Linked DNA regions of Mus musculus: all the other regions are linked to region 6. A link is a loop called in an ENCODE intact Hi-C map of the cell type or tissue named here. Cell type or tissue: left cerebral cortex. All regions are shown on one strand. Each heading gives the region's core, and the rest is flanking DNA. Links, peaks and the distances in the headings are about the cores only.

Region 1 (4,349 bases), core at 95-4,094, 62 kb after region 6:
AATTATGAAGTCATTAAAAGTTTTCAGAATGAAAAAAAAATCCTAAGGTTTATTGTCACTGTTTGAGTGGATATCCTTAAAATACCATCCTTCACAGAGAGTTTTATTCCCCGACAGTACACAACGAGCTGGAAAGAGCAAGTGTGCTGGATGCAAAACTGTCTGCTCCAATTGTTATGCACAGGGCTGCCTGTGCATTGCTTCCTTATGACTAGTTACCACCATGACTGGGTTAATTATGTAGCTTCCCTGCTCAAGTTACACTGTTTAAATGTCACCTAGAAATTAGAAATCAATTTCATCCTAGGATCTCTTCCGAGAGTGTCTGCTTGAAACATATAGATACTCAGAGAACAAAATTTTAGGACCCACAAAAGCCAGACCTCATTTCTCCTGAAGGGACGTGATAAAAATACTAAAAGTTCAGACAGAAACACTTTTGGCCTAGATTACCATTATTTAAGATCCAGTGACAGACACTTTTCTAAAAATACCAGTGTGCAGAAAGTTATGAAGTCTGAAGTCACACAGTTTTGATTGTTTTCTTGATCTATTAAACCTGGCACCATTCAATGATGAACAAGGCTGTGGTGTAGTATAGAAGGTAACTGATTTCAAGACCTAGATGGTCGAACAGATTGCCAGAAAGGATTAATGACAAGCATCACACAGAAACAATATTAACATTGCCTACTTCCCTTACACTTCCATGTAAATTTTAGTAGATCTTTGGTTCCGGAATGAAGGACTAAATGTCAAATATACTATATTCTTGGTCTATGTTATCACTCAGAACAGTTGCTTTAGCAGTGCCTGCTGTTAGATATTGTGAAGTTTTTTTAAGAGCACCTGTGGGTGACTTGGATCCCTGCTATTTTATTATGATGATTTTCTACGTTGTAAGTAGATTGCTTCTCCATTAAATAATGTGAAGATATTTCTTTCCATTTTCTTGTTTCTTTTCCTTCCTTCCTTCCTTCCTTCCTTCCTTCCTTCCTTCCTTCCTTCCTTCCTTCCTTCCTTCCTTCCTTCTTTTCTTTCTTCCTTTCTTTCTGTGAATCTAGAGATTAAACCCAAGGTCTTTAATATACTAGGCCAGTGCTTTAGCACTGAGCTGAATTCCTTTGTCTGTGACCTTTTAAAACCTGTACCAGATCTTTAAAAGAAGATTTTAAACCCATCAATATTTTACAAGTTTGCATTATGTGAAAGGAAAGGCCCATTATTTTCTGTGGGAGTTTTTCCCCTCTTTGGTATCCCTGCAAACAACATACTGGACAAAATTCCTCTTCACTCTCAATGCTTGACAGATAGGGTGGGAGGAAATCATGGGCAACCTGTGCAGGCAGTGGGAAGGGTCATAGTTGCTGGAATCCTCCTCCACGTAATTGATTCGCCACGCAATTGTGCACATTTGGAAATATGTGGGACCCAACGCAGAAAGCTGGGGGAGCCACTCTCTACCCATGACTCAGAGCTCTGAAGGCAGCACAGCTTCACGATGTTGAAGAGAAAAAAGTACTTTGATTTGAAATGGAGAAAGCAGAGGTGTGTGTGGGGGTGGGGGAGGGGTGGAGGGAGAAGATCTTATAATGAAAAGGGCACAATCTGGAAACACAGCCCGGTTTGTGGAATGTTGGATGGCAGTTAATCTCTGTACTAGCCGGAAGTGACTATGGGAAAGCAACCAGTGCACGAGCAACAAGCCCCTGACAGAATCCAAGGCTTTCTAAGCGGAGCTCTAGAATCACTCTCTCCTCCACACTTGTTATATTTATAAACCATCTCAGGAGGCCAAGTGAGTCAGCGACTACACATTTAAAATATCCAGAACACACTACACCAGCAGCCTAAAATTGGCAATTTCTGAAGTATTTGTTTTAAATACAGCATGGCACGAATCGTTTATTCAACAGTCTTATTTGGTATTCATGTAGTTTCCTGTATCATTACTAACAGAATGTTGATGAATGTAAACCTTTTACTCAGAAAGCACAGGAAAAATAATTTCTAACTCCGTCTGAGTCCTTACAAAATTGATCATATTTATCCCAGACATCAAATATCAAATTTGTACTTGATATTACCATTCTTTATTGTTCTGTTATTGTAAACATTATGTATAACGGAAATAAAGATCTGAATGTGTACTGACTATGGTCATATACTAAGAATTAACCATGAATACCCAATTTCACAGCCAACTTCTTGGTCTCTGGCTCTTCAAATCTTTCCACCCCTACTTCCTGGAAGTTCCCTAAGCTTTAGGCTCAAGACTTGAGTTGTACACGTATCCAATGGTACAAATCTCACCACTATCAGTTAGTTTCCCCAATTTTAGAAGCTGTGACTTCCTGTAATCGTCTTTGTTGAACACAAAGAAAAGTTTCTCTGATAGAGTTGAGAACTTCGCTTATCTCTGATCGTAAGGGTAAGTATTTAGGATGGATACTATAGAATAATGCTGGTTTAGTAAAGTGGCTGTAGTGTGCTCTCCTGTAAGATCTATGACCCTAATAACCATAGGTAGTTGGGTGGGTTTCTAGTACCACACATGCTGGGAGCTAGAGATTAGTCTTTCTTGTGAAAAGACCCCTAATTGGTTATCCAATATCAAGTGGTCAGCCCTGAACCATATGCATATAAGCAACACTAAATTGACTCAACTGATTATATAGTCAATACATACATACATACATACATACATACATACAGACATACATACAGACATACATACAGACATACATACATACATATATAATGGAGTAAATGATATAACTATATTCTAATTTAAAAGATTAATTGACCATGGTAAATTCTTTACTCTTCAAAGCTCAAATGTGTATAGATTCTCTGCAAACATGACATTGAGCAGAGTGGGAAGCCAGGGAAATCAAAAAGAAAGGTAGGACTACATTACTCAGTAGTTGCCATTGGTTCAAATGTCAAGAGTTTGACATCAGGTAATTTATTTTAGGTATATTTGAGTACAGTGCAATGTTGAAGGAAAGTTTCCTGGTGATAATTAACTCATCCCATGTGCACAACAAAGCTTAAGACCTGTCTACATCAAACTCTTATAAGTACCAGTAACATCTTCCATAAAGGTAGGTTCTATTGATTGACTGAAGAGGCAGGTTCAAGTTAAACAACCATCCTGATAAGGATCTCAATAGGATGGTGCTGTAGACCCACTGAGGAAAACAGGATAATTATAAAGGTCTGGAGAGCAGGTAAGGTCTGGACATACAAATAGCACAGAGGTCACCAGGATATTAATTACTCTCTTCTGAGCCTTTTGGGTAGAAAACAGGTTAAACCCTTGAGTGTTTAACATTCCAGGTTTTCCTCATGCCTATTACCTACAGACTTCTAAACAAATGTAGTGGTATGTATAACTTCCTAAAACCCTACTGTGAATATTCATTACCCCCATATGTGTGTGTTTGCACATAGTGTGAATGTGTTGTGTATATGTGTTTGCACGTATATGAACACGTGTGTGAGCATGCATGTATAAGTATGCATTTGGAGGCCTGAAACTGAAGTCAAGTGTCATTCTCTAAGCTCTCCTCCTTTCCTTCTTCAGAGAGTCTCTCACTGAGGCTAGAGCTCTCCTAGTTTTGGCTGCTCTAGCTCGCTACCTTTCCCAGGCTATCTCCTGTCTCTACTTCTCTGGCATTCAGACTACACGTGGCTGGCGCATCTGCCTAGCTTCTAATGTGGGTTCTGGGGATTCGTACTCACTCTGGTTCCCATGCTCATATAGTAAGCAATTTACACAAACAACCATCCCTCAGCCCCCGAGGAACTGTTGTGTGTCAAGCACACAACTTGCAGGCAATGCTAGGAAATTGTGGCATCATCTCTGCTCCTTGAGGACTCACTGCTCTTTGAAAACAGTAGCAGGCTCCTTGACAAAACTGACCCATGATTACGTTGTTTATTGAAAATTATTTTAGTAATGAGGTCAGTAATTTATCTATCACTACAGTTTATCCTAGGGTACATCTAGATTTTTACTATTTACTAATATTAACTGTATCAGGTATTCTTATTGTAAGAACTATGTAAAAATTTTGATCCATAAGCTGATTTCCTTTTCTGCCTGGATGTGCTATATCTTCTACCTAGATTATTCCCCATTTTATACATTTCTCATTTTTTTCTCTAAATCTCATGAATGCAAAGGTGATTGAAGAATCCTTACTGTCTAGTTTTGTAGGGACCGATATACCTCTATCTCAGAAATCACATGGTATATAGGAGAGCAGCTATCTCACCTGTCCTCTTGATAAAATAGACTTACTGGAGGAAACAACTCCTGTTTGCTTGTGTCTCCAGGAATA
Region 2 (4,349 bases), core at 148-4,147, 920 kb after region 6:
TGGGTTCTGAGGATGAAACTCAGATCCTCTAGAGGAACAGGAAGTATGTTGAACATCCCACCAGCCCTCTTTTCAAATGTTTCTGACTACAGAATAATACGATCTTGATCAGTTGAAGAAACTTCTCATGGTTTTGTGTTTCCTCCAATGGGTTCTCATCTGAATACTCATAGCTTCAAAGCATGTCCCATTTAACAGACCATGAACACCATGAAAACAGGCGTCATAGCCTTGTTACCACGTCCCTAGAGCCTGACATAGTGTCTCTTAGGAAGCAGAAGTTGAAATATATTTGTTCAAATAAAAGAAGTTTAATGTGCTTTTTCCATCAGCTTCATTAGAGCCAGCTGAGCCCCTACCTCCAAGAAGCTCATAGACTCCTAAGAGAGAGCACACTCCAGTGAATAATAATACTGTATAGTATGTGATACCCCAAAACTCTTAGCACATTGTACAGGAACAAGAGGTAAAAGTGACTGTGCTTAAGAGGACAGGAACCAAGTGACAAGTGCTCCCTTCCTTACAATAACTGTCTATACTAAGTTATTATCTATATTACACTTATTTATTATATAACTGAATAGAATGTATACTCTGTTGATGGCCTTTATCTATTGTTGCTATGCTTATTTAGACCATCTTAAAGGATTTGCTTCTAAAAATAATCTTTAAAGATTGTTTTTCTACTTGGAAATAGATCTACTTGAAGACCCAGCTATACCACTCCTGGGCATATTCTTAAAATATGACTTACCATGCCACAGGGGCACATGCTCCATTATGTTCATAGCAGAATGTGCTAAGAGTTTTGGGGTAGTCAGAAGCTGGAAACAGCCCAGATGTCCCTCAACAGAAGAAGAGATACAGAAAATGTGGTTTATTTACGCAATGGGATATATTATTCAGCTATTAAGAACAAGGACATCATGAGTTTTGCAGGCAAATGGATGGAACTACAAAATATTAACCTGAGTGAGGTAGCTCAAACCCAAAAGGATGTGCATGGTATGTTCTCACTAATAAGTGGACATTAGTCAAAAAAGTACAGAATACCCAGGATACAATCCACAGAACTCAAGGAGGTTAACAAGTCAAAGGGCCCAAGTGAGGATGTTTCAATACCACTTGGGAGGGAGAAGAAAGCAGAGAGCAAAAAGAGGGAGGGAACTGGGTGGGAGAGGGGAGTGGGAAGGGCAGAAGAAGGGGCGAACATGATAAGATATTGGGGGACGAGGAGTGAAGCCCCGATGGCCAGCAGAATTAATGGAAACATACAACCTTGGGAGGTGGAAGGTGGTGCAACCCTCTGGAATATAGCAGAGATCTAGGAAGTGAGAGATTCTCAAGACTCAAAGATAAAATGCCTAACAATGAGGAGAGGGAATTTATAGAACCAACCTGCAGTAGAAAGACAGAGAATCAAGTGGAGGAATGGGGTTGCCACCCCATAGTCAAAAACTTTGACCCAGAATTGTTCCTGTCTAAAAGAACTGCAAGAACAAAAATGGAGAAGAGACTAAGGGAAAGGAGGTCCAGTGACAGGCCCAAATTGGGACCCATCTCAAGGGAAGGCTCCAAGGTCTGACACTATTACTGATGCTTACAGAAAGGAGCATAGCATGGCTGTCCTCCAAGAGGCCCAATAAGCAGTTGACTGAGACAGATGCAGATACTTACACCCAACCAATGGACTTAAGTCAGTGACCCCTGTGGTTGAATTAGGGAAAGTCTGGAAGAACCTAAGAAGGAGGGCAGCCCCATAGGGAGACCAGCAGTCTCACCTAACCTGGACCCCCGAGATATCTCAGACACTGATATGAAGCCCCCAACACGTATACAGCAGAGGAATGCCTGGTCTGTCCTCAATGAGTGAAGATGTACCTAACCCTTGAGACACTTGAGGTCCCAGGGAGGCCTGGCAGGGTGTAAGAGGGTGTGGGAGTGTAGAGATGTGGAGACATCCTCTTGGAGAAGAGAGAGGAGGAATGGGATGGGGAACTGTCAGAGGGTGGAATGGGAGGGGGATAATAACTGGACTGTAAAAAAAATGATTAAAGATAATAATAAAAAATATTGTCTTTCTGTTTAGTATACATATATGTATATGTACATATGGATATATATATATATATATATATATATATATATATATATATATACTCCCTGAAAATATTTCAGCAGCCAAATGATTCATGGGTATAATATTAATAAAATGAGTATACTATCTATAGAAAACCCAAATAGGAAAAAACTTATAGTATTCTTTCTCCCAACTGCCACATACTGACGGTGGAGACCAGCTTCAAGTTTTCTTCCACTACATACCAAAAAGAAATCACCAGATTCTGTCATGCTTCCAAAAAACACTGGGTTAGACTCTCTTTAAGATAAGTCTCATATACCATCAGAGTAATTTTTCCCCTGTTTCAGCTATAGAACAAATCCAAGCAGCAACCACTTTATGAGCAGCCCAAGCACATAACTTTAGTTAAATGGTGCCATCTGGTGACATAAATCTTGCAGTAATACACAAAAGTCCTGAACCAAGAATGGCATTGAAACCTCTTGATAGTAATTGATCCAAAGCATCAAACAGGAGATGTTCTATCTTTCCAGGCATGAGACACTCAATGACTCTCACCCAGATGATAGCTATTTAACAAAGGTGATTAAAACAATTGTCTGAGCCATGTTTGATGCTTCACACTCTATTCTCTACTGTAAAGATCTGGATCCAGTGAGACTCCCTACCCAGCATACAAAGGGCATTTTTAAAGGTGTAAATATCAAAATCCATCTTCAGTCATACCCACTTTCTAAAGTGCCATTAATTGTCATAGAATTTCTATAATTTTCAGCATTTCGAGGGCCACTTCCTAAAGAAATTTGCACATTTAAAGTTAAGCCTCTTTCTCACCCATCGAAGCCTCCATTCTTCTTGTGTATCACTTCCAGGAACTATAAATATAAATTGTTTATAAAAATTTCATTTAGATCGAGAATTGACAAATGGGACCTAATGAAACTCCAAAGTTTCTGCAAGGCAAAAGACACCGTCAATAAGACAAAAAGACCACCAACAGATTGGGAAAGGATCTTTACCTATCCTAAATCAGATAGGGGACTAATATCCAACATATATAAAGAACTCAAGAAGGTGGACTTCAGAAAATCAAATAACCCCATTAAAAAATGGGGCTCAGAACTGAACAAAGAATTCTCACCTGAGGAATACCGAATGGCAGAGAAGCACTTGAAACAATGTTCAACATCTTTAATCATCAGGGAAATGCAAATCAAAACAACCCTGAGATTCCACCTCACACCAGTCAGAATGGCTAAGATCAAAAATTCAGGTGACAGCAGATGCTGGCGTGGATGTGGAGAAAGAGGAACACTCCTCCATTGTTGGTGGGAGTGCAGGCTTGTACAACCACTCTGGAAATCAGTCTGGCGGTTCCTCAGAAAACTGGACATAGTATTACCGGAGGATCCAGCAATACCTCTCCTGGGCATATATCCAGAAGATGCCCCAACAGGTAAGAAGGACACATGCTCCACTATGTTCATAGCAGCCTTATTTATAATAGCCAGAAGCTGGAAAGAACCTAGATGCCCCTCAACAGAGGAATGGATACAGAAAATGTGGTACATCTACACAATGGAGTACTACTCAGCTATTAAAAAGAATGAATTTATGAAATTCCTAGCCAAATGGATGGACCTGGAGGGCATCATCCTGAGTGAGGTAACACATTCACAAAGAAACTCACACAATATGTATTCACTGATAAGTGGATATTAGCCCCAAACCTAGGATACACAAGATATAAGATATAATTTGCTAAACACATGAAACTCAAGAAGAATGAAGACTGAAGTGTGGACACTATGCCCCTCCTTAGATTTGGGAACAAAACACCCATGGAAGGAGTTACAGAGACAAAGTTTGGAGCTGAGATGAAAGGATGGACCATGTAGAGACTGCCATATCCAGGGATCCACCCCATAATCAGCATCCAAACGCTGACACCATTGCATACACTAGCAAGATTTTATTGAAAGGACCCAGATGTAGCTGTCTCTTGTGAGACTATGCCGGGGCCTAGCAAACACAGAAGTGGATGCTCACAGTCAGCTAATGGATGGATCATAGGGCTCCCAATGGAGGAGCTAGAGAAAGTAGCCAAGGAGCTAAAGGGATCTGCAACCCTATAGGTGGAACAACATTATGAACTAACCAGTACCCCGGAGCTCTTGACTCTAGCTGCATATATATCAAAAGATGGCCTAGTCGGCCATCACTGGAAAGAGAGGCCCATTGGACTTGCAAACTTTATATGCCCCAG
Region 3 (4,349 bases), core at 167-4,166, 200 kb after region 6:
AAGCATTCTGAGTGAAAGTTGATAAAATCACTTCCCATTTGAAAACTGAACTCTGAATTAATGAAATCCTTGCTTTCTCTAGACTCGTTATCAAATTCTTTTTCAATGAAACTATACTATAGAATGATTGACATCATTAGGAAACTGGAAAGGAAGAACAACCTATCAGACTCCATGTATACAAAATTCCAGACTCCCAATGTCTGAAAACGGTGAGTATCCGCACCAGAACTCTTTCCGAAGTTGACTGCTATGACCATGAATTCTGCTCCCTTACACCTTTCCCAAACTGGTTTTTCTAGGACAGGAATGTACTGTCAGGAGCAATTCAGCACACGGCATGCTTGCTTCTGAATAAGGAAAGGATGCTAAGATAATAATGTAAGCAAGATATTGGGAATAATTTTGAATCTTAAATCCTGCCACTTTTCAAAAAAAAAAGTATCTTGAAGCAATCTTGTGCATCTAGAAATTGGAAATATAAATACTTTACATGCTAATTATTTCCAGTGCACACACACAGAAACTGAGCTCTGAAACCAACCTCCTTCTAACTCGAGATGTTTCTATTACCCATTTCTGGCTTTTATGGAGTGAGCTGTCATATTATTTTATACCTTACAACTTGCTTGCTGTATTTATTTTTATTTCATTTTTTAAAACTTGTCCTGTAGTACTTTATTTTTAAAAAGAGATTTATTATTTAATCTATATATTGGAGTACACTGTTGCTGTCTTCAGACACACTAGAGTGGGTATTGGTTCCCATTACAGATGGTTGTGAGCCACCATGTGGTTGCTGGGAATTGAACCACCGACCTCTAGAAGAGTGGTCAGTGCTCTTAACCTCTAATCCATCTCTTCAACCCCTTGTTTTTATTTTTAATGTATTTAAAAATACTGAAATATCATCACGAGATATTCAATTCTACTCAACCCATTAAATATCAAGGTAATGGCAAAGTTCATTTTTCAGAAATGTGCCTGATTAGTTATTATACAATGGCATCCCAGAGTTAAAAAAATTAAGCTTTTAAGATGGTGTAACTTTTATGATATTAGAGGGTTTAAAAATACAAACAACGATTTCACCTCCTCACAAGGCTATATAGTTAGTTATAGGAACATTTTGCATAATAAAAATATTAAATGTTATCTTGGAATATGCATGTCATGTAACAAAGTAATGAACAGTTACTGTTTTATAAGGCAATAAAAAGAACTCAGAGTTTACAGCTAGAATACATTTATAAACTTGAGGGCCAAACTTTAAGTACTGGAAGTTTTGAAAACAATTTTCCAAAGAATTATTATGAGTATGCATGAAAAGTGTTACATTCTATTTGTCTGAGCCTCTTTCCATTTGGCTCATGCAACTTTGATATGTGATAGCTGACTGCCTTTCATCTTTTCAGTGATTGGCAATCATAATTTAAAGCTCTTGAGGCTACTGCTTTGAAACATTTTACTAGCCCTTCTATTTATTAAGTCATGCTCTACAAAGTATAAAAGTATATGGTTTTTGACAAACTTTTAACTTCACATAATCATTGGAACCATCAGTGAAGATACAGAACATGTCCTTTACACCAGAAGTTTCCTTCTAACTGTGGCTCGTTACCTCGTTTGATGCTTGCACAGCTGATAATCATTGAGCTTGCTGCAATTTTCAGAGTTTCTTGCTTACAGAATGTCCTATGAGTGAAATTACATACTATGTAGTCTGGTTTCTTTCAGCTAATTCACTTGAGAGTCATCTATGTTATTATGTATATCAATAACTCATTTGTTTAGAATGGAAGAAAGTATTCCAGTGGGTAGATGGACAACTGTTTATTCATTAACCACTGGGTGGACATTTGCTATCCATTCAGCTATGGATTATATAGACAAACCTTCAATAGACCTTTGTGTGCAGATGTTGCATAAAATAACTTTGCAAACTACTGATCTGTCTTCCAGAGTGATTAAGCTATTCTGTATCCCAATTGCAATATGTGTAAATCATCTTCATCATCTTTACCAATATTTGGTATTGGCTCTCCTTCTTTTTGTTTTTCTCATCCTCCTCCTCCTGACCTTTTCCTTGAGTCATTCTAAAAGTCTCTAGTTGCATCTCATAAGGTTTTAATATATTTTACCTTTTTATACAGAGAATTAAAACTTTGTGATGTTCCCCTGTATGTCTGATGATTTATTATTCAGCGTTAAATGGCTTCACTTTTGTGAAATGTATGAATATGTCTAGTAAATTCCTCCTTCTATACTCAGTGATGAGTAACATCACTGTTCTCATCTCAATGAATTTTGTGCTCAGCATCCTTAACGCCATTACAAATTTTGTCCACTAGATGGCAGCTGCTCGATTGTTTAGAGCTGCCAGGTAGCTAAAGCTAAGGAAGTCGTTGTATAACAAAAGGATAGTCAGTCCGTGAATTGTGAAATGCTTTCTACCTTGATCAGAAGAGAAGGAAAAGGGATTAAAAAAAAAAGGCACTACCACTTTACTGAGTGCCAAATTGGAGCTCATCTTAGCCCAATGTGTGCAATTTTAAAGTAATTTCAATTTAAATTTGGAGTTACCAAATATGGATCAAGTACACCATATAAAAATACAAATCCCAGTGTCTTTTGAATGTAAGTCAGTGACATCTGGTCAGCAAATACCTTGTTGCAGGCAAAATCAGAAATATGATCTATTTTCTATACAATGTACAATTTAAAGAAAATCCTTGGAAATATAAATGTTTTTAAGTTTTGAAATACTAAACCTATATATTTTCTGTATAACTGGAGACAAGTTCAGATATTGGCTGTGGTTTGTTTATTTTTCCTTGTTACTTTAGTGCCATATAAAGACCCTCTCTAAACGGGATTTCATTAATTAATACAATATTTATGAAATTGTATTTTTTTCTCAAGCTTTAAGTTAGATATCCTAAGTGTCAGGAAGCCTAAAATCTAATTATATAGGTTAAAATATAAATGATAATAACTATTATTGCACTTTAAATGCCAAGAGGTATTCTCATACATGAGCATATTACCTACGAATTACTGGTATAATCTAAAGACATACTATAGTGCCTATATTACAGAGGTGATAAGTGATACTTTACCAAATGGGCCACTATAATTCACACAAAATACAGTTCATAGACCTAGTGTACAATTGATGTTACCTGAGTGCAATCTTTGTTACCACATGACATGAAAGAAAACGAAATATTTCCATACCATTAGGGGTGGAAAATTTTCAAAAGTTAATGTCCTCCACACTTGCCCATACAACTCCTATGATGAATATAGAGCAAGATGTACCAGAAGAGATATCTAAGACGGCAGCTGGGTGGGTGACAGAGTCAGGAAGCAGGAGACATACTTGCAAGAATGATGATACTAAAGGTGTTTTAAAAAGTTATACTGAAGCCTACTAATTGGGAAGTTTCCTGATTGAAATATTTATATAGTATTTAAATGGAATTGCCATTTAAAGGGATGATAATGTCCCCACAAGATATCACTAGCAATAAAATGTCAAGTGACAGGAATGGATTACTTCTTTGGACTTACAGGCCAGTGGATTTCATAGACCATCTCTCTCTCTCTCTCTCTCTCTCTCTCTCTCTCTCTCTCATACATATACACACAGAGAAGGAGACAGAGAGGAGAGAGGCGGAGGGTTATAGGCTATTGCTCTTCGTTACCTTCCAGAACTTAAGGGTAAGAACTATAGCTAAAGATATTACATTCATGTGTCATAGAACAAGGAGAAATCAAGCTGGTATGAACCTGGAAGGTTCATCTCTCCAGGCTAGATTTCATCCTGCTGGGAGATAGAATGCATATAACCAAAGGGAAAAAGTAATCACCAATCTTATCAAGCTATGAACTCTGAAAGCTACAAAAACTACTACCAAGCAAGATATGCCCAGGGCTTCAATAATGGCATATATGCCATGGGAAAACCCACCTCTTTCTGATTGGACTTAAGACCTGCTCCACAAGGTGAAAATCATACCTTTCACTGCAATTAGGGCCAAGAACTTGTGGCTAAATGAGTCATAAATTCTAGCGGGCAGCTTACTGGTATTATTTTGTTAAATAGGCATAGTGCTAAACTAACTCCTAACCAATTATTGTTATACTCATAGATTAACGCAGCCATCTCTCAACCACTATCAGAGAAGTTTCTTTTTTATAGTAGATGACAATTAACACAGAAATCCACCACTAATCAAGTTGTAGAGAATAAGTTTCTTTGAAATACTCAACTCTAAATGAGATATCTTTATTGTACCTCTTCCTTCCTGGGCTCAAGTATCATCATGGAAGAGAGATCGGGAAAA
Region 4 (4,349 bases), core at 198-4,197, 190 kb after region 6:
CCTGTCTCTAGCTGCATATGTAGCAGAAGATGGCCTAGTCGGCCATCACTGGAAAGAGAGGCCCCTTGGTCTTGCAAACTTTATATGCCCCAGTACAGGGGAATGCCAGGGCCAAGAAGTAGGAGTGGGTGGATAGGGGAGCAGGGCAGGGGGAGGGGATAGGGGACATTCGGGATAGCATTTGAAATGTAAAGGAAGAAAATATATAACAAAAAATTGAAAAAAAAAGACTGGTCAGTTTACCTATAAACATGATTTTGCATATTAAACAAGTGATTTCATTCTTTCAAAAAGAACCTCTACTGCACTATGGCAATGCTGCCTTGTGCAAGGATGGCAGGTAAAGGACAGTTGACATCTTCAGAACATCCTTTACGGACTATGTGAAGGCCAATCTTCATTTTTTAACTTGGCCGAATTTATCATTATCTCAAAGTACCTCTGAGTTAAACTGAAGGGAGAAGATGCACCCTGAATGTAGGTGGTTAGCAGTCCTTTTACTGGAGTCATGGACTAAAAAGGGGAGTGGGGGAGGGAGAAGAAGACAAGTGGAGTACTGGCTTCTACGTCTGTGTTCCTTTGATTGTGGACTTGGTACAACCATGTACATCATGTTCTGGCTGCCAAGCCTTCTTTGTCATGGGAGCCCAAACAGCCTTCAGTCGTCAAAACAGTCCTCCATATTCAAAACAGTCTTTCGTCTTGAATTCAGTCTCCATCCTCGAGCTGCTTTTGTCAGATAGGTTCCTTTTCTTACAGCAAGGAGAAAAGCAACCAAATATGTAAAGCTGGAGACAAAAGCAGGGGTGGTTGCTATGATAAACCTGACCACATGGGTTTTTAGGCTCTGTCACTGTTCTGTGGGAGGAGTGTTGGCAGCTTTGTAGTTATGGCTAGAGGGTCCCGAGAGCACTGAAACAGAGCCTTATGGGCTCTTGAGTCAGGGCTCAGAAGACTAAGGTGCTGAGGGAAATACAGACAGTGGAGGCTGGACCCCTAAAGATTCAGGTGGAAGCCTAACCTCATCAACTATTGAATTAGAAACCATTTATGTTCTATTCTGGCAAAGAATCTTGCTGTGTTCTGCCCAAGAATCTGAAAATCGAAGAGAATCTGAACAAAGATGATACCAATGAGCCTGCCAAACTCTGAGAGGAAAAAACGCACAAGCCCCAAACCTATTAAAGAACTACAGAACTGAAGAAAATAGGGGGTGGTGTAGCCCTCGCCTGGAGAGAGGATTCCAATTGGCTGTGCAGTGTCAGTGAACTATAGAACTGAGGAAAACTAGGGTTTGGGGGGGGGGGTGGCCCTCTTCATGAGAGAGCATGCCAATAGGCTGTCCAATGTCATTCAGCATTGAAGTCATACCTATAGGTAACATTCGATAGGCTCAACAGGTTCTACATAGGAATATATATTTATACACAGATGCATAGATGCATGACATACCATTTGGTGAGAATTTGAAGAAGAGTGGGGAGGAGTATATGAGAAGGTTTAGAAGGAAGAAAGGAAATGGAGAAATGGTATGATTAAGTGACAATCTTAAGAATAAATGTAAAAGGTATTCTGTCAGGGAAATGAAGACATGAAATGAGACATGATGTCCAGGTGGGACATGGTCATTGCTTACTGCTTTCCATCAATCTGTAGTCAGGGAGAGATGTATGAAAACAGTGCAACTTGGAGATTAATGGCCTGAGAGCTCCATTAATGTTGCAGACACAATGGTAGAGAAAGCAGCTGTCATTGTTAAAGATATTAGTACCATTGCATAAACATTATACTTTGCAGTTGGCAATGGAAAGGGTGCCTGAAAGGCATGATCTCCATCGAGGTCTCCAGTGTGTAAAGATGGAAGTTCCTTTAAAATAAGAGAGAGTTAAAGGAAATCCCTGAGATGGGTTTTCAGTTTTTAAACATTTTAAGTAGTGCTTTTTCAGGTTTAGCCACAAAGGTGCACAAATGCCACCCCAGAAGTGACAGAAATGTTCCAGACTGTGCCTTGTGCTGGCAGCAGAATTTAGCAGAGCTATCCATATGGTTTTGCAGGCATGAAAATGACAAGCATTGCAGGGTCACAGAAGGTTATATCAGTTTCTAGGCAGACACTGAAGCAAGACAATTCTTTGCAAAGGTCATGTGCTCTTCAGAGACTAGAAGTGGCAATTGTGTGAGGTTGTGAAAGTGAAGCCAAAATCACCACAGAGACATCAGCATGTTGGAGATATGAGGATCTTGAGGCATACATTGACGAAGCTGAAGACATTGAATGAAGCCAGCCCAATAGAGAAATTGCAAGAGCTAAGGTTGACTGAAATGGATGGGATCTCTAAATCTCAGCAACTGTGCTCACAAGCCTGGCGTGCTGAACACAAAGCTGAAGGGTTTGGTATCTATCCTGCAGGTTTAGTTCTAACACTGCTCAGGTCTAACAAGTCTACCACTCTCCACTTTGGGAGTGAGGGTGTTTGCTTTGTGTTCTTGTAAATTGGAAGTATGTGACTTGAGTTTGATTTTACAGGATCTTGCAGTTAGGAGCTTGCCTGAGCCACTGGAGATAAACTGGATTTTAAGCAACATTAGTTTTGTTAGGAATCCAGGTATTTTTAAGATGAACTAGATGCAGTTTTATATCATGAGATGGTTGTGAGTTTTTAAAAAGAGGTAGATAGTTATGGTTTAAATGTAATGTCAATCTTTATGATAGCAATTCTTAAAAAAAATTAGCTGGATTTATAATAATGAAGAAGATGCACTTCTGGTGTTTCTGTAAGGTATTTCTATTGAAAATTACCTGACGATGAAAGACACACTCTGTGTATTCATGCTGCCATCCCATGGGCTAAGGTCCTGACTGAACATGAAGAGAAAAAAAATGGGAGTAGAAGCAAGGAAATCAGTTAATAAGGTTATATAAAAATGTTTGATTCCACAAAACAAATTATTAGCAGATGTATACCATGAATTTAATTAAGAGAAATCCCTGAAATGAAGGAAAGATTTCAAATAAAAAAATACAATGTAATATTATCTAGAGCAGTTATTTAAATAATTTCATTAGTATCCTGCCTTGTAAAATAAAAAATCAACAAAACTATGTAGACAGTAGCCAAACTATGTAGTAAACTATGCCAGTAAAGAGACAGAAGATTTAGAATAGTAACAGTATACTACATGATACCGTAATGACATCTATGTACTATAATGGCAACTATGCAGCTGACTAAACATACGGACTGTATGGCATTGAGTGAACCCTAATGTAAACTGGGGCCCATGATTATGGTATTACATTGTAATCTCACCATTCAGGTGTGGGATGTTGAATTCTAAGCATGTATGGGGCCTGGCATATCTAGAAATTATTATATAAGCCTATTCATTCACTGTGAACCTAAACTTTCATTAAAAATACCATCTAAATAATCCTAAAGAAATCATTAAAACAAGTCCTAATCTTGTCTTGGATATTATGAAAGCAATAATTTCCTTGCACTTACTATCTCAAATCTTTACCCCTTCTTTAGCATGATTTTGCCATTATATTCGAGACTACAACAACAAGCTAAATTTAAAATAGGAGGTAAATTTATGAAGTATAACTTTGAAAACTCAGGAAAGATCCCATATTCCAAAGTGTATGTTCTAATAAATGTAATTGATCATATACTTGTTCTGAATCAAGTAGTTTTGATCTAAAATAATTTCTCTATAGCATGTGAATTATAAAAAGTCTTCAGTAAACAATTGGCAAAAGCTACAGCACTGCTTGAACGAGTATTTGCTTGAAGATTGTTATTGATGAGCAAATGCTTTATCTTGATGACCAGTAAAGCACATATACTGTATGTCACATTCTTTTCTTGTTTATAGGAGAAAATCCACAAGTGCCTTTGCCAATTTCTAGATAGGTTCTTGGTTGTGACATTTTACCTCATAAATCTTGAAATTATTAGCATAAATATTTTATTCTGACTAGATAATACAAACATTGTGAAATATATCTAAAAATAAAAAGAAAGAATAATTAATATCTTACATATTCTGAAGTAAGAATACAATAAAATACAGATTATTAGCATAATAATTGTGTTAACTAGAATAATTAGTTACTATGTTAGACTGTAAGTTAATTGTTCTCTTCAAAACTTTAATTTAGGTAGAAACTCTAGGTATACCTTATTTTTCGATACATATAGTTAAGAAATACCTTTCATTGCCTTTGTTTCCTAGTCTTTGTGGAAGGCTTTGTTATAGTAACACAGGAAGGAAAAAAAAAAGCAATAAATAGCTATAAAGTCAGTCCTTGAAAACTTAGAATGTAATGTGAATTCTAAACGTAA
Region 5 (4,349 bases), core at 147-4,146, 590 kb after region 6:
TGATAGTGAATCTATGAAATACGATGTGAGCTGTTATTCCATGATATAGTTATTAAATAAAATCCAAGAACTTTTATCTAGAACTCCCCCATTAGCTACAATAATGGAAAGGAATTTATCTCTTCTTTCATGCTTGTTTTTCTCATTACTTGAAATTATGTTTCTAAATTACTGTAACGTAGAGAGTATTCCTTCAAGAATGTTCTCTGTGATCTCCTTCCGTTTTGCTTAATCTTCTGTGACTTCCTCTCTGTAAGTCTTGATACTTCCACAGAGCAGGTATCCTGTCACATAACTGTAGTTCTTTTAAATTTCATTTAATTTCTGTCTCATTATTCTCTTCACTGTCGGCACTGAATACAAGTGCATAGCAGTCACACAACTCACAGGTTAGCAAGTACCCTATGTTTGCGTTCAAATGTCTTCCATCATCCCGAATGCTCCTGGTTAAATACACTCACCTCTTCCATGAAAGGGGGATTTTGTGGTGGGGTGGGCAGTGCTGCCCTAATGTAATGAGAGTTTCTAAATATCCTATTAGCTTGATATGTCGAACTAGGTTTGCTCCCAGAAGTAAAGACCTAAACTTGAACATCACAAGAGGTCATATTTCTGAGGCAGCTTCCAGGAGATGCCTCTGTTCTTCCGTGTCCATGTTTCATGTCTTCAGCATTCAAGTAAGGTGATGGCACAGGACTCTGTGTTTGCATGCTTGCCTGGACTCTTTGGCGTGGAGAAGGGTATAGTAATGAAGAAGGCCCATATGCATCTCTAGGTGAGATAACTGCAGCCTATTCCTGGATGCATACAGTCAGTTTCCTAGGTGAAAGACTCAGTGTTTATGTCTATAATGTCTCAAAGAGACTTATTCTAGGTACGCTGTATTATCTCAAATCACTCCTCACACACATCTTGAGAGTGAATTTATGCTATTATTTTTGAGAGTCTATTTTGTTATGAGGGTTAGTGTAATTAACCTACACAGGGTTGTACAACTAAGAACTGACAGTGTCTGAATGCAAACCCAAAGCACCTCATGCTCTTCACCTTGAAACACTGCCCTCATAATCTACAGATTTTCAAGTGACCAAGTGAAGGATTTGAATGTAATAACAATCAGACCCTTTGTTCAGCCTGCCACATACCAAATACTAAGGAATTACTAAATCAGAAGTTGTTCTGCAATGGAAAACTTCCTTTATCATTTTTAAGACACACAAGGTGTTTTTGAAGCATTGAACAGCTGTAGCAGTGTATCAGTTTTCTGACAATTGTCGTGTGTGTGTTGTGTGTGTGTGTGTGTGTGTGTGTGTGTGTGTGTGTGTGTGTGTTGCACATGCATTTGTAAGAGAGGGAGAGAAGAAAGGGTGACTATAGAAAGGCTGACAAACAGAAGGGAGAGGGATTTACTTATTTACAGGCACAGCAGGCAGGTATGAACACATACATGCAGCTATTATCTTTATCTTTGAATTGCTCATTGGCAAGATATTCAGAAATTGGAGGGATAGGGAAATAGGAGGGTAAGAAGTCACAGCCACATTAAGGAAATTACTGGCAAAGTAAAAATCTTCATGATTAAAAATAAAAAGAAAGCAAGCAAGGGGTCGGGAGATACAAAAGACACTTCAAAGCAAGTGCATCAGGTTACCATGGCAACGGGAGGATGTGGGTTGAAATTTATATTACTCCATTGTTCCAGCAGAGAGGTTCTAAATGACACCCTAGTGGCCTCCCAGAGCCATGCATCTTCCCCCAGTGCTCTGGCTTGTGACTGGAGAGTGCTTTAGGCATCAAGAAGGAACAGGTTCACAGCAACACTGTCACTTCCAGTCTCCCTAGCCTCTCAAGTGAAAACACTTGTCATTTCAATATAGAGCATAGCACTCATTTCTGGAGCGAGTCATGACCCAGCCTATCAGAATATCAGCACACTCATATGCACAGGTGGCTGAGGACAGCAAGCATTTGTCTCGCTGTCCTCAGTCCAAGATTCAGTGTGCCCAGTGTCAGTTCTGAGCACTCTTATGTTCTGAATCCCCATTTTCCTGATGGAATAGAAGTCAGGTCTAGTTACCAGGTAAACTTAGTTACAATCCTAAAATTCTGAATAGCCATTCAATGCCATCATCCAGTATTAATGGTGAACATTTATTGGGAATACTTTGCATTTATTAATTCTTGTACTAATAAATAGCAAATTGGTCATATCTATAGTTGCCAAATGTACTTTGATGACAGTTTTAGACATGTATGGGCAACTGAGGCTTAGACAAGTTAAGAGATTTTTTTTTTCTACCAATTATCCCTTTTATTTAAAAAGTCAAATTTGACTGCAGTTCTGACAACAAAGCCTCTGCTGGGAGGATTATTTTAGTCCATGAAATTTTGGCTGTGATGTGGTCAATGCTTTAACACAAATACTCTCAGAAAGTCAAGGTAGCCCCAATATAATGGTTTTCTGCTACTTTATTAAGAATTGGACAAATAGACTGATGAGAGACGCCTCCTATTCATATTAAGTCCAAAGTAAACACACTCCTTATGAAGATGCTGCGTTAGAGCTAGCCTCAGTATCTCAGCTAGGACTTTCCCAGTCCTTGCCCTCTCTCACTGACCATTAGTGGGAGGAAATGGAGGGAGCGGAGGAAGGAAGATGCATTCTGCGTCTTACACTCTGAGCATGGCAGTAGTAGCCTTTTGAACATTCACATATGATGGTATTACTTACTTTCCTTGTTACTATGATAAAATACTGGAGAGCTTGAAGGTATAGTCCCTTATAGTGGGGAAGCCTTGGTCAGCAGGAGCTATTGCATAACTGGTCTCATTGCATCCTCAGTCAGGAAGCAGAGTGACAGATGCTGGTGCTCAGCTCACTTTCTGCTTATATGTAGACCAGAATTTATTGGTTGATTGGTACTTCTAGTATTTAGGGTAGACCTTCCCACCTCAGTAACCTAATCTAGAAAATGCTTCACAAATATACCCAGAAATTCATGTCTATGATAATTCTAAACCATGTCAAATAATTGATAATTGAGATGAACTATCTCAATTATATATATAAACACATATGTGGGATAATCATTTTCATTCCTATTTTCCATGACCATTCATCCAAAATTGAGTTGAGAAATAATTCCCATGTATTACACAGTTAGTCACTTTTAAAGTTTCAACAAGTGTCATAGCTATAATCTTGTAGCTTTATTCCCTTATACCTTGGCAAGTTCCACAACAACACTTGCAATAGTAATTCTAGGTGGTACAATTTATAAGTTATGGAGTAATCACCAAGAATAACTGAAGCAGAGGAAAAGGTAAGAATTGACTGAATAAACAGAAACAAATTTATCTTTAACCTCATATTACTTCATTATCTAATTATCTAATTGTATTCAAGAGGAATCTGGTAAGAGATTCCTTGAGTGCCTTTCCTATATCGGGTTAGCACAGAGTGGGGACTTTTAACTAAGACTAACCTTCATTGTAATAAATAAGCAGTCTTACCAGGGAACCAGCATGGTTAATAAGGGATCCAGTAATGACAGTTTTAATCTATTTCCTGGCATCCCTAAACTGTTTCCTGGTTAATATCATGCTTGGAGAAGTATCAACAGTGAACACCACCCATTTCCCTTATTTGGTGCAATAAAGATTGCTTCCTACTCAATGGAATTAGATCATCACTAGGCTTCTTACATGCCTCACAGATGTCACATTATTCAAACATAAGTCGATGCACACGATTAAAATTTTAAGATAGCTTAAATTCTAATTTAGGCCACTATTTTCATTATTACACTTCGATAATATAAGCTTCTTTGGAGAAAAATAAAAGCAAACCACCAGTTTCCAGTAGAACAAAATGTGAATAGAATAAATTTAACAACTATACCGTGTTATCATAGCAACCAAAGTTGAAAAAAATGATGTGATAAAAAAATGACACAAGAGAACAAATGCATCAAGTTGTTATGGCAACCAGGAATCGTGGGTTGAAATTTATGTATCTAGAATCCAAGAGAATATTCTAAGCAACTAAAATAAACATTTGCTTATTAAAACCGTCCCCAAATAGTACTTATCTATAAGCATTAAAGTGTTTTCATTATTTTGTCTGCATTTTCTTTTATTTCCAATGGGTGGTTTTAAATTGAGAGCATTTGTATTTTCAGGCCGGCTCACTTTTTGGCAACAGTACTCCATGATGAAATTTGGTTTGCAGAAACTGTTGCAAAAGCCAATTTCAGAATAGCATCTTCAATCATGTTTCAGTTTCTTTTACTCCTTTAATTGCTTGTGAACAAAATGCCTATCTGATCTGCTTTTTTTCTTCTTTACTT
Region 6 (4,349 bases), core at 134-4,133:
AGGTGTGCTAAAAATTGAAATTGGATCTTTTATGAGAGCAGCAAGAATTTATTTTAAAAGGTTTATTTATTTTATGTGAGTACACTGTCGCTGTCTTCAGACACACCAGAAGAGGGCGTCAGATCCAGTTACAGATGTTTGTGAGCCACCATGTGGTTGATGAGTATTGAACTCTAAAGCTAAAACCTCTGGGAGAGCAGGCCACGCCCTTAACTAATGAGCCATCTCTCCAGCTCTGAAAGAAATTTTAATGGCCAAGCCATCTCTCCAGTCTCTATTGAAATGTCTTAAAACTGAAGTTTCTGCAATTAAGAATAAACCTTTCAAGGGATTCTAAACAATCTTATGGATTTCCCAGATCCACAGCCTAAAGCCAACTATTTGAAATAGTAACAGAGTGTCATTTTTAGGTTTTCTATTGGTGTGGTCAAACATATTGAGGATCAGAATTGTAGAAAGGAATGACTTTACTTTAGCTTACACTTCCACATGCCAGCCCATCATCAAAGGAAGTCAAGCAATGAGACAGGGACCTGGAGATCAGAGCTGATGCATAGGCCACGAAGGGTTGCTGCTTACTGGCTTGCTTCTTAGGACTGGCTAAATGTGCTTTCTAATAATCCCCAAGATTAACAGCCTATGTGTGGCACCTCTTACCATTAGGTGGGCACTCATCTACCTCTACTTAAGTTTTGTCTGCTTCAAGATTGCACAATCAGCAGGATTGTTGTAGCTACACTTCATAATATTACAGAATGTTACAGAGTTCACTCATCTTGATATGTGTCAGCCTAGTTCATTTCTTTCAAAATTTGTACAAGATTTCATTATACAGTTTACAATAATGCGCGCTCTCTCTCTCTCTCTCTCTCTCTCTCTCTCTCTCTCTCTCTCTCTGCTGAGAATATATGTACTATTTCTATGAATTTTCCTTCAAGAATAACAAAAGTTTAAAGATGTTTCTGCAGTATTCCTGCCTGTGTTTCCTGGTGCATGTATGAAAGACTCTTTAGGCATATGTCAGAGCATGGAATTCTGAGAATCAAATTTCTGTGGTGTAGTTGGACATTGGCTGAGATATTGCATTCTGTTGTAATGCACGAGAGCTGTGGTTACTTCATACTCTTAGTAAAATTTGGTATTATCAGACCAATGGGATGACTCATAGGGTAAAAATCTCCTTTTACATAAACCTGGAAGCCTGTGTTGGTCACAAGATCCCATGATGGAGCTAATTCTGAGAAAACTTGTTCTCTGACCTCCACACGCGCACCACGTCATGCTCATGCCTGGCTGCACTCAAACATCATAGGCCCAAATGCATACACTAACAAATAAAAGTTTAAAAAAAAACTGGCATCATCCTGGAAAATAACTATAACCCAGCTAATATAAAGATTAAGACCTTAGCCATTCTGACTGGAGTCGGCCATCACTGCAAAGAGAGGCCCATTGGACTTGCAAACTTTATATGCAGGGGAACACCAGGGGAACGCCAGGGCCAAAAAGGGGGAGTGGGTGGGAAGGGGATTGGGGGGTGGGTATGGGGGACCTTTGGGATAGCATTGAAAATGTAAACAAGGAAAATACCTAATTAAAAAAAAAAGATTAAGACAATTGAATCAACATATGAATTATAAATGAGTTTTGAGAGAGCAAAATATCAAACCAAAAGATAGTTTGTGGTTTATCTTAGTACTTATTGATATTTATTCTAGGAATGAACTTTCTGCTAACGTTTTGTCTCAAATATTTGTGATAAATATTTCACTAATTGCTTTGGGTTTGGTTTGCTTCCAGCTTTGGTTCTTCTGTGTGCAGGATCTGCTTTTGGCCACAAGGTGGCGAGCTAAGCACATTCAAATGAAAGTTTCTACAGAGGTCTAAATGCACTGGACTTAGCTGAAAAAAGCTGCAATCAAAAGATTTTATTTTATTTTATTTTTATGGATGCGGCACACGTGGCTCGTTCTTACAAATTTTAATCTCTTTTTATAACCCTCACCATCCACCTCTATCTCTTTTCTATCTCTTCTGTCTGTCTCCTCCCTCCCCGCTGCGTTGACCTTCGGAGCCGTCAGTGAAGTATTTGCTTCCTCACTTCTTTGCTCCTTATTTCCAGCGTATATCACCGATTCCTTGTCCCCACAGACAGGACCTCCTTCATACTGCCTTGACTCCTAATTCCCAGGCTTTCCTTTCCTTTCTCCTACATTCCAAGCTCACACCACCACCACTGATTTCATCCACTTTTCAGTCCCTAGGATACTGCCCAGTTGTGCTTCATTTCTCCCAAATTGATATACCTTGATAATCAGACTTCCATGACTCGCTGAAGGCCACTGACTTTGAACTTCTGCTTTGTTCCTGTTTGACTGACTTGCAAACTTGAATCTGTGGCTTCGCTATAGTCCATACGAAGACTTTTCTAAGTTACACTCTCCCAACACGTTTTCAAACGCCAAATGAACTGCCGAATTTCAGTAAATATATATATATATATACCTTTTTATCTGTCTCTTTTCAGTTGGTTTCTACTGGCCAACGGGTAGTCAGAAGAGAGTTTTCTTTGGCTGGGTTCTAGGGCACAGTAGATTAGAATCTACTACCGATGTATTGAGAAGGCAAATATATTAATTTTGAACACTTTATGTAGTAACTAACTACGTACTTACAGTATAGAACTTGTACTTTTTCTCATTGTCATTTAACCAAATCACTTAGAAGTCATTAAAAATAAAGTTTGGTGGTAACAAGAGGTAGGGGTAGTGAAGGAAGAGTGCAAGGAAGCTGGAGATGGCGTAGCTTGGGAACTAGTGTCCCTGCAATGTATGTGTACAAGAGTCATTATAATATACCGATATAATGAAGTAGTTCACTTAATGACTATGCTTAAATAAATAATCAGACTCAGCCTTTGGCAAGAATTGCCACAGTTCAGTTGAGTACTCAAATATATCTCTCAGCAAGCATTTTATTGATTTCCCACCAAGGTTATAATTTAACAAACACGTAATATTGATTTGTTTTTTAAACTCCATTCTCGAGCTATGGGGATCTCTGTGGAATTGTAATTCCTTCTAATTAAAAGCTTTCAAAATGCAAATATTTGCCATAAGGCATGGAGCACCATATGTTTCGCTGTAATCAAAGCACAAACTTCACCTCCTAAGATCTGCAAATGTCACTCTTTGCTGATTGGAATTTTTTTGTTTTGCCTTTCATTGACACTTTCCACTAACTTTTGTAAACTTTCGAATTCTATTTTAATTTTAAATTAATTAAATTACAGTTATTGAGCACCTGTCTGGAACGAGGGTCTGGACTGAGCCTTAACAAGCTGCTTGTGACAAACTTCCTCTACTCATTTTTAGCCACCACACTAATGAGGAACGAAACACTGATAAAGACAGATAAAGGTAGATATTCACATAGATAAACTTGTAGGAAGAAGAACCTATCTCCAAAAGATTTATCACCTTGGACTTAACCATCTTGTATAATTGTGGGAAACTCACAGGAAGAAATTAGTCTCAACACCCTTTGAAATTCCTTTTACGATTCAGAGAACATCCGCTACAGGGCTATATATAATCTGAGCTCCAAATCTACAGGCGTCATCTTTTTCTTTAAGTCAAATGCAGTAGGACAGCTACACAATATTGATTCCAGCCGATGTTCTTCAATGGAGCAACTTAAGTCAGCATATAAATTGCTAGCGACTATTACTGAACACTCACAGTGGGCTAGGCACGATTAATTCAGCTGAAACTCATTAATCCAATGACTAACTAGGTCCCCATTAGGAAGGTTCACATTTTACAAATGGCCAAGCAAGAGCAAAACACCCAGCTGAAATGCAACAGAATTGGCAGGCACTTTCATCATCTGCTGTTAATTGGAAGAAGTAGAACTTAACTTTATTCAGAAGAATGCTTCATCGTGGCCTTGGGAGCTAATGGAGTCTCAGGGGATCTGACTGGACTCCTCTAAGACCCTTCCAGGAGAGATGGCAGCTTTCTACAAGGAAGGGAGGAGGCCTGTGTGCCCAGTGATCCCCAGGAAGAATGAGTAACACCATGATACCATTTTGTGTAGACATGCACAGGTTGCTTGCCTTGAACATAATTTATGTACAGGAAAAATAGAAGCTTTATTGAGGCAAGAAGATGGGGGCGGTTGCTGAACTTAATTTTAAAGGGAGAGGCTACTGTTTCAGGTCTGGGTTACTAACTTTGCTGTCAAAGAAAACAAATAGTGTTCCGGAGCTGGGGTACTCACATGTTGCCACCAGGTCTTGTTGCTGTGCTTTGGCCATGATCCATCATCGCTCATTATTATCCGATGCT
Region 7 (4,349 bases), core at 271-4,270, 170 kb after region 6:
ATTAAGCCTCCTATGAGCATTACCCATGAACTGGAGTGTCTCAGTAACTTTAACAACTAAGGTGTTTAGCAACCGTCCCATTCAGTCTCCAATAGTGTCTTTCAGCATAGAAGAGATCACGTGGTTTGTGTTCACTTAAAGATGTGTACTTTCACTTACTATGGATAAAGTATCCCCACTCCCACATGCACTTCCCTTTAGATAGCATCAAAGCAACCAAAAGAAGTGATTTCTAGAAACAACTGAATAAACGCACCAAGTTGTCACTGTAAGTAAAAGCTCATATTCCCGGCGAGCAAAGAACAGGTACTGAGACCACTTTTGGGCAATAACCTCGCTAACAGCAAGTTCTGGTAGATCCACCACAGCCAACAAAAAAGCTCTAATAAATCTTTTCAAACAGGCAGCCCTGGATGGTAACCTGTTTCAAAACCCTTTAAACCTCGTTACTTCGAACACTGAACAATCTTACACAACTCCAGGATGGGGTGGTCATTTGCTTCAAACTTCACGAAGAACTGTGCCGGCCATCTCTTGTTAAACATTTGGCTTGTTGGTTTCAAATGGACTGGTAAAAGCGAAGACTATCCTACAAATGAGGACTACATATTTACATCTCTAGACTTACTGACAAAAGTAGACATAAGCCCCTCCCTCACCGTTGGAAAAGCTACTAGAAACCAAGCCTCTCAGTTTGATCTGGAGAACTTCTATGGTCCCGGGTTTATTAGCCCACAGCCCTGTTTCAGGGGTGAGAGTCAGTCTGATGCTTTCCAGAGCATCCATACCAGCGCCCGGAGCTAATCACTAGCTAAAAGCAAGAAGAAATCCCAAGCACCGAGACATCTAAGGCGCCCTCTTTTCAAGAGTGCTTGTAGCTTCTGTGTGCTCCATTCAGGGTCCTGTCACCATCTAGCTATCATGCTAACTAACACCGGGCACTGGAAAAAAAATCACTGAGCTCTCCAAATCCAAGCCGGCTCCGCGAGTGGACAGAGCAGTCACACAGCATCTGTCAGTCTCCCAACAGGCAGACACATAAACAAACAACAAAAGAAATTGTTTGCTCTCCCCAGGGAGGCCAGCATGCATTAAAATAAGACATGAATCCCTTGTCCTACCTTGCATCCAAACATCAACGACAAAGTGTTGTTGGTGCAAGCAACTTTGCAGTGGCAAATCATTGGTGTAAAACAGTCAGGGTCCTTAAGAACAGGGGACATTCCTTTTGGGCTGCGGCAGTGGCAGCTCTCTGGGGGAACCGAACTTGGTGCTCACCCAGTTCTCGGAGCGACAGCCTGCCTAGACAGCCTAGACAGAGCGGCAGCTGTAATCGCTGCCCCCTGCGCCTGGTGCAGCCATCCCCGAGCCTAGGTGCAAGCACTGCTGCCGGCAAGTACAGTGCGTCTCGGGGTCTGTCTTCCCAAGAGAACGAAGGGTGGGGGAAGGGACAGAGAGCGAAGAAGGGTTCCCCACTATACGGAAATTGAAGGAGGTAAAATAAAAATAATTATAAATAAATCAATCAAAATAAAAGGAAGCAGAGCGCTTTTGAGGAGGGTTCAAAGGAGGTGGGGCAATATTAGCATGTAAAAGGATGTGCCCGCCTACTCGCCCCAGTCACTCTAGATCGTCAAGCAAGCTGAAGGGGGTTGAGATTATTCCCTCTGAAGGAAATTTTAAAAAAGAAGAAAGAAAGGGGGGGAAAAATCCACAATGCAGTTCCCAATTTGGTAAGAAGCCAGTGGCTTGCTGCTGCAATTCAGAGTCACCGTGGGGAGCGCTGGCCCAGAGAAGTGGGAGGGAGGGGCGGGGTAAGGGAGAGAGCGGTGCACGCGGTTCGCCAGCCTGGTGGCGCTCCGGGTGCCGCCAAGAAGTCCCTGGCTTAAGCAGGTGGGCCATTCCCAAGTGACGTGACCCCGAGAACACACAGGACCCTGTTACTACTGCTGCCTCAGCGTGGACGTCCTCAGATGCTGAGTTCCTGGGAAGAGGCGGACAGCGCCCAGCAGTGGAGGGACTGTCCTCCCCACCCCCATAGAAGAGCTAGTAGAGGAAGGAGGAGGGGAAAGTATCCAGCAAAGAGAGCTGATGCAGTATTAGGCTCCAAAAGATTAATGCTTTCCGGGTCAGCGAGTCCACTTGCTCTACGGGTTGTGAAGGGGGCCTCAAAGCCAAGCCTTTATCTGCTAATGACTTTTTTTTTTTTTTCAAATTCAAAAGATAAGGACATTCTGCTCCTCCTCCCTTCCCACCCTTTCGACCTAGGAGGTGCCATAGAGGTTCCCAGAAGCCACGGAAGTATCCATGCTGTTCTAGTATGAATGATAAGACCAATATACACTTTTTGTTTTGGCTGTCTTGGTTTTGTTTTTATAAATGAGACTGTGAAAATGCAAAAAGATTTTTTTAAGTTAGCAAGCAGCTAACACAGCTGCAAAATAGCTTAGTGACAGATTTGAGAAAGTGATAAGGAATGCAAGGGGTAGGGACTTGGTAAACTTAGCACTCAGAGTGCTGCCTGGGTACCATTCCTCACAGAGGGTTGATGGAAAGAGCAGAGATATCATCATCAGGTTTGGAGTAAGAAGGCTGTGTGTGGCTGTGTCTGTCACTCACTGTCACTTGCATGGTCTGAGTGCATTGATGTCTGATATGCATCATAACACCTAGAAAGAGCTGGGGAACAAGGTCATTAACTCCTGGGCAAAGACTCAGAACAGGGCAGTGGCTCTGCTCTCTGCTTGCAAACCTTCTGTTGGGCCTTAGAAATCGATCTGTCACTTGTTCATGCCATACAATCTCAGTAAGGCATGAAAAGTAGGTTCATAGAAAACACATGGCAGATAGTTTGAAAACCAGTTTTGCTGATGACCTCAGGGGACAGCTCCAGATTTACAAGGCTCCAGCAAGAACAAAAGAAAAAAATAATAAGAAGTTACTAGATAAAAAGTAGTATCTTATATTCGATCCTTTGCCTCCCTCTACTTAAAATAATGCATGCTCCTCTCTGAAGTTAGTGTACGCTAAACTCCATAGAATTCTTAGGATATTAACAACAGCAACCAAAAAACATTATTTCTGCCTAATGCGACATTCTCATTTCTTAGTCAAGAAAGATGTCAAGAAAAACTCATTTGTAATCACCTCCACCACCCAATAACAGGAATCAGGGTCCTGTCTAAGAAATGGAGACACCTTTTACAAAGAAGTCTGCATGGAATCAAATATAAACAAAAATCCACAGGGGATCTACCTTGAGTTAAACCTGGTCCTAACTGAAGAGGGCAGCCATGGCTTAGACTTTGCTATGCCTACATGTGGGGAGTGGGGCTAGAGAGGAGTATGTGTATGTCACTATTAAATTTACAAGTCATATTTTAAGAAATCCTGATATGAGGCATTTTGTGAAGTCTTAAGGCTACGTTAACCAATGAGGTGTATGCCTTAGCTTTTCTGCCTTCATTATCATAAACTGTGTGAGTGTGTGAGCATTTCCACCTACATAGTGTCTGTAATTGCGGCTGCATTTTCCAAGGGAGAATAGATTCTAAAAATGTTGTACAATATTTCCCTTATTCATTAGCCTATAATTTGGATTTCAAACACCCCAAAAGTATTGTATGCTCTATATTGTGAGGATCCAATAATATCCAACACAGTCCTTCCCTGATGAATTTGCCAAGTTAAGCCTGACCTCCTATTCTAGGGCAGCATTAAGGGCTGTTACTTCCCATTTTATAGTCTGTACTGGTTCAGATTGATAAAGCCAAATGACAAGATATAAAGCAAACTATGGATTTCACTTCTTTCCTCATCAAGAAAAATTCATTTACTACACACTTCTCTCAATAAACACACACACACACACAAACACACACTTCTGTTTATATGCCATATACTTAGAGAAATTTGATAATCTTGCCTTTCAATGATAGGTCTAGAGTAAATTGAAGATGTGAGAGAATATGGGGTCTGTGTCCATGACAATGCATTGCCTAGTTACAGTTGGTAACCACTATTGTTACAAAATGAGGCACTGTCACCTTAAGATATGAACATACTGTATTATTGAGCTGAAAACTACTAATTCAGCAGTATATTGGAAGAGGGTGTTCTGCAATAAGTTTAGGAGGAAGTCTTTCTAAGGAATATCAGGATGTGATATGTTCACCTTAATATCAAAATAACTAACTTAGACATTTCAGTAATTGATAACATTTACAGTTCTTCCTGATAACTACCTCTTTCATAGCAAGCAGATTACAAATGGATCTCACTAAATATTTACCTAACATTTTTCTCAATATTGCCTCTTATTCACAAAACAATCATATTATCAATAAGTG

Evidence for each region. Peaks named below come from ENCODE experiments on the same cell type or tissue, not always from the same donor. Only the 100,000 strongest peaks of a DNase experiment are listed, where the experiment ranks them.
Region 1: a loop joins it to region 6, with 2.1 times the contacts of the local background. A loop is called at or near these places in 2 of 42 quality-filtered maps.
Region 2: a loop joins it to region 6, with 20 times the contacts of the local background. A loop is called at or near these places in 13 of 42 quality-filtered maps.
Region 3: a loop joins it to region 6, with 6 times the contacts of the local background. A loop is called at or near these places in 9 of 42 quality-filtered maps.
Region 4: it touches region 6 in a loop (3-fold over the local background); 10 of 42 quality-filtered maps call a loop at or near these places.
Region 5: it touches region 6 in a loop (7-fold over the local background); 3 of 42 quality-filtered maps call a loop at or near these places.
Region 7: a loop joins it to region 6, with 6 times the contacts of the local background. A loop is called at or near these places in 5 of 42 quality-filtered maps.

Annotation. Positions count from the first base shown.
Region 1 is chr7:91,367,346-91,371,694 of GRCm38, reverse strand. All of the region lies in intron 1 of Dlg2 (discs large MAGUK scaffold protein 2), which reads right to left. Among named protein-coding and RNA genes, the nearest start is that of Gm24552, 130 kb to the right of the region's middle. In left cerebral cortex, for the core only: no CTCF peak of the experiment used is centred there; DNase peaks (open chromatin) are centred at 1,473 and 1,729; H3K27ac peaks cover 2,625 bases.
Region 2 is chr7:90,510,637-90,514,985 of GRCm38, reverse strand. It overlaps a transcript of Dlg2 not described here. Among named protein-coding and RNA genes, the nearest start is that of Tmem126b, 37 kb to the right of the region's middle. In left cerebral cortex, for the core only: a CTCF peak has its summit at 2,498 (motif pointing left); a DNase peak (open chromatin) is centred at 2,484.
Region 3 is chr7:91,224,652-91,229,000 of GRCm38, reverse strand. All of the region lies in intron 1 of Dlg2 (discs large MAGUK scaffold protein 2), which reads right to left. Among named protein-coding and RNA genes, the nearest start is that of Gm24552, 16 kb to the left of the region's middle. In left cerebral cortex, for the core only: a CTCF peak has its summit at 2,341 (motif pointing right); a DNase peak (open chromatin) is centred at 2,348; H3K27ac peaks cover 696 bases.
Region 4 is chr7:91,238,412-91,242,760 of GRCm38, reverse strand. All of the region lies in intron 1 of Dlg2 (discs large MAGUK scaffold protein 2), which reads right to left. Among named protein-coding and RNA genes, the nearest start is that of Gm24552, 2.4 kb to the left of the region's middle. In left cerebral cortex, for the core only: a CTCF peak has its summit at 817; DNase peaks (open chromatin) are centred at 829 and 2,009; H3K27ac peaks cover 1,341 bases.
Region 5 is chr7:90,841,147-90,845,495 of GRCm38, reverse strand. It overlaps a transcript of Dlg2 not described here. Among named protein-coding and RNA genes, the nearest start is that of Gm39048, 170 kb to the left of the region's middle. In left cerebral cortex, for the core only: a CTCF peak has its summit at 1,729; DNase peaks (open chromatin) are centred at 1,671 and 4,122; H3K27ac peaks cover 1,457 bases.
Region 6 is chr7:91,429,545-91,433,893 of GRCm38, reverse strand. The region is part of intron 1 of Dlg2 (discs large MAGUK scaffold protein 2); the gene reads right to left. Among named protein-coding and RNA genes, the nearest start is that of Gm24552, 190 kb to the right of the region's middle. In left cerebral cortex, for the core only: a CTCF peak has its summit at 1,824 (motif pointing right); DNase peaks (open chromatin) are centred at 1,851, 2,102, 3,603, 3,957 and 1 more place; H3K4me3 peaks cover 303 bases; H3K27ac peaks cover 870 bases.
Region 7 is chr7:91,259,768-91,264,116 of GRCm38, reverse strand. The region is part of intron 1 of Dlg2 (discs large MAGUK scaffold protein 2); the gene reads right to left. Among named protein-coding and RNA genes, the nearest start is that of Gm24552, 19 kb to the right of the region's middle. In left cerebral cortex, for the core only: CTCF peaks have their summits at 1,894 and 3,256 (motif pointing right); DNase peaks (open chromatin) are centred at 1,367, 1,793, 1,984, 3,424 and 1 more place; H3K4me3 peaks cover 2,040 bases; H3K27ac peaks cover 2,044 bases.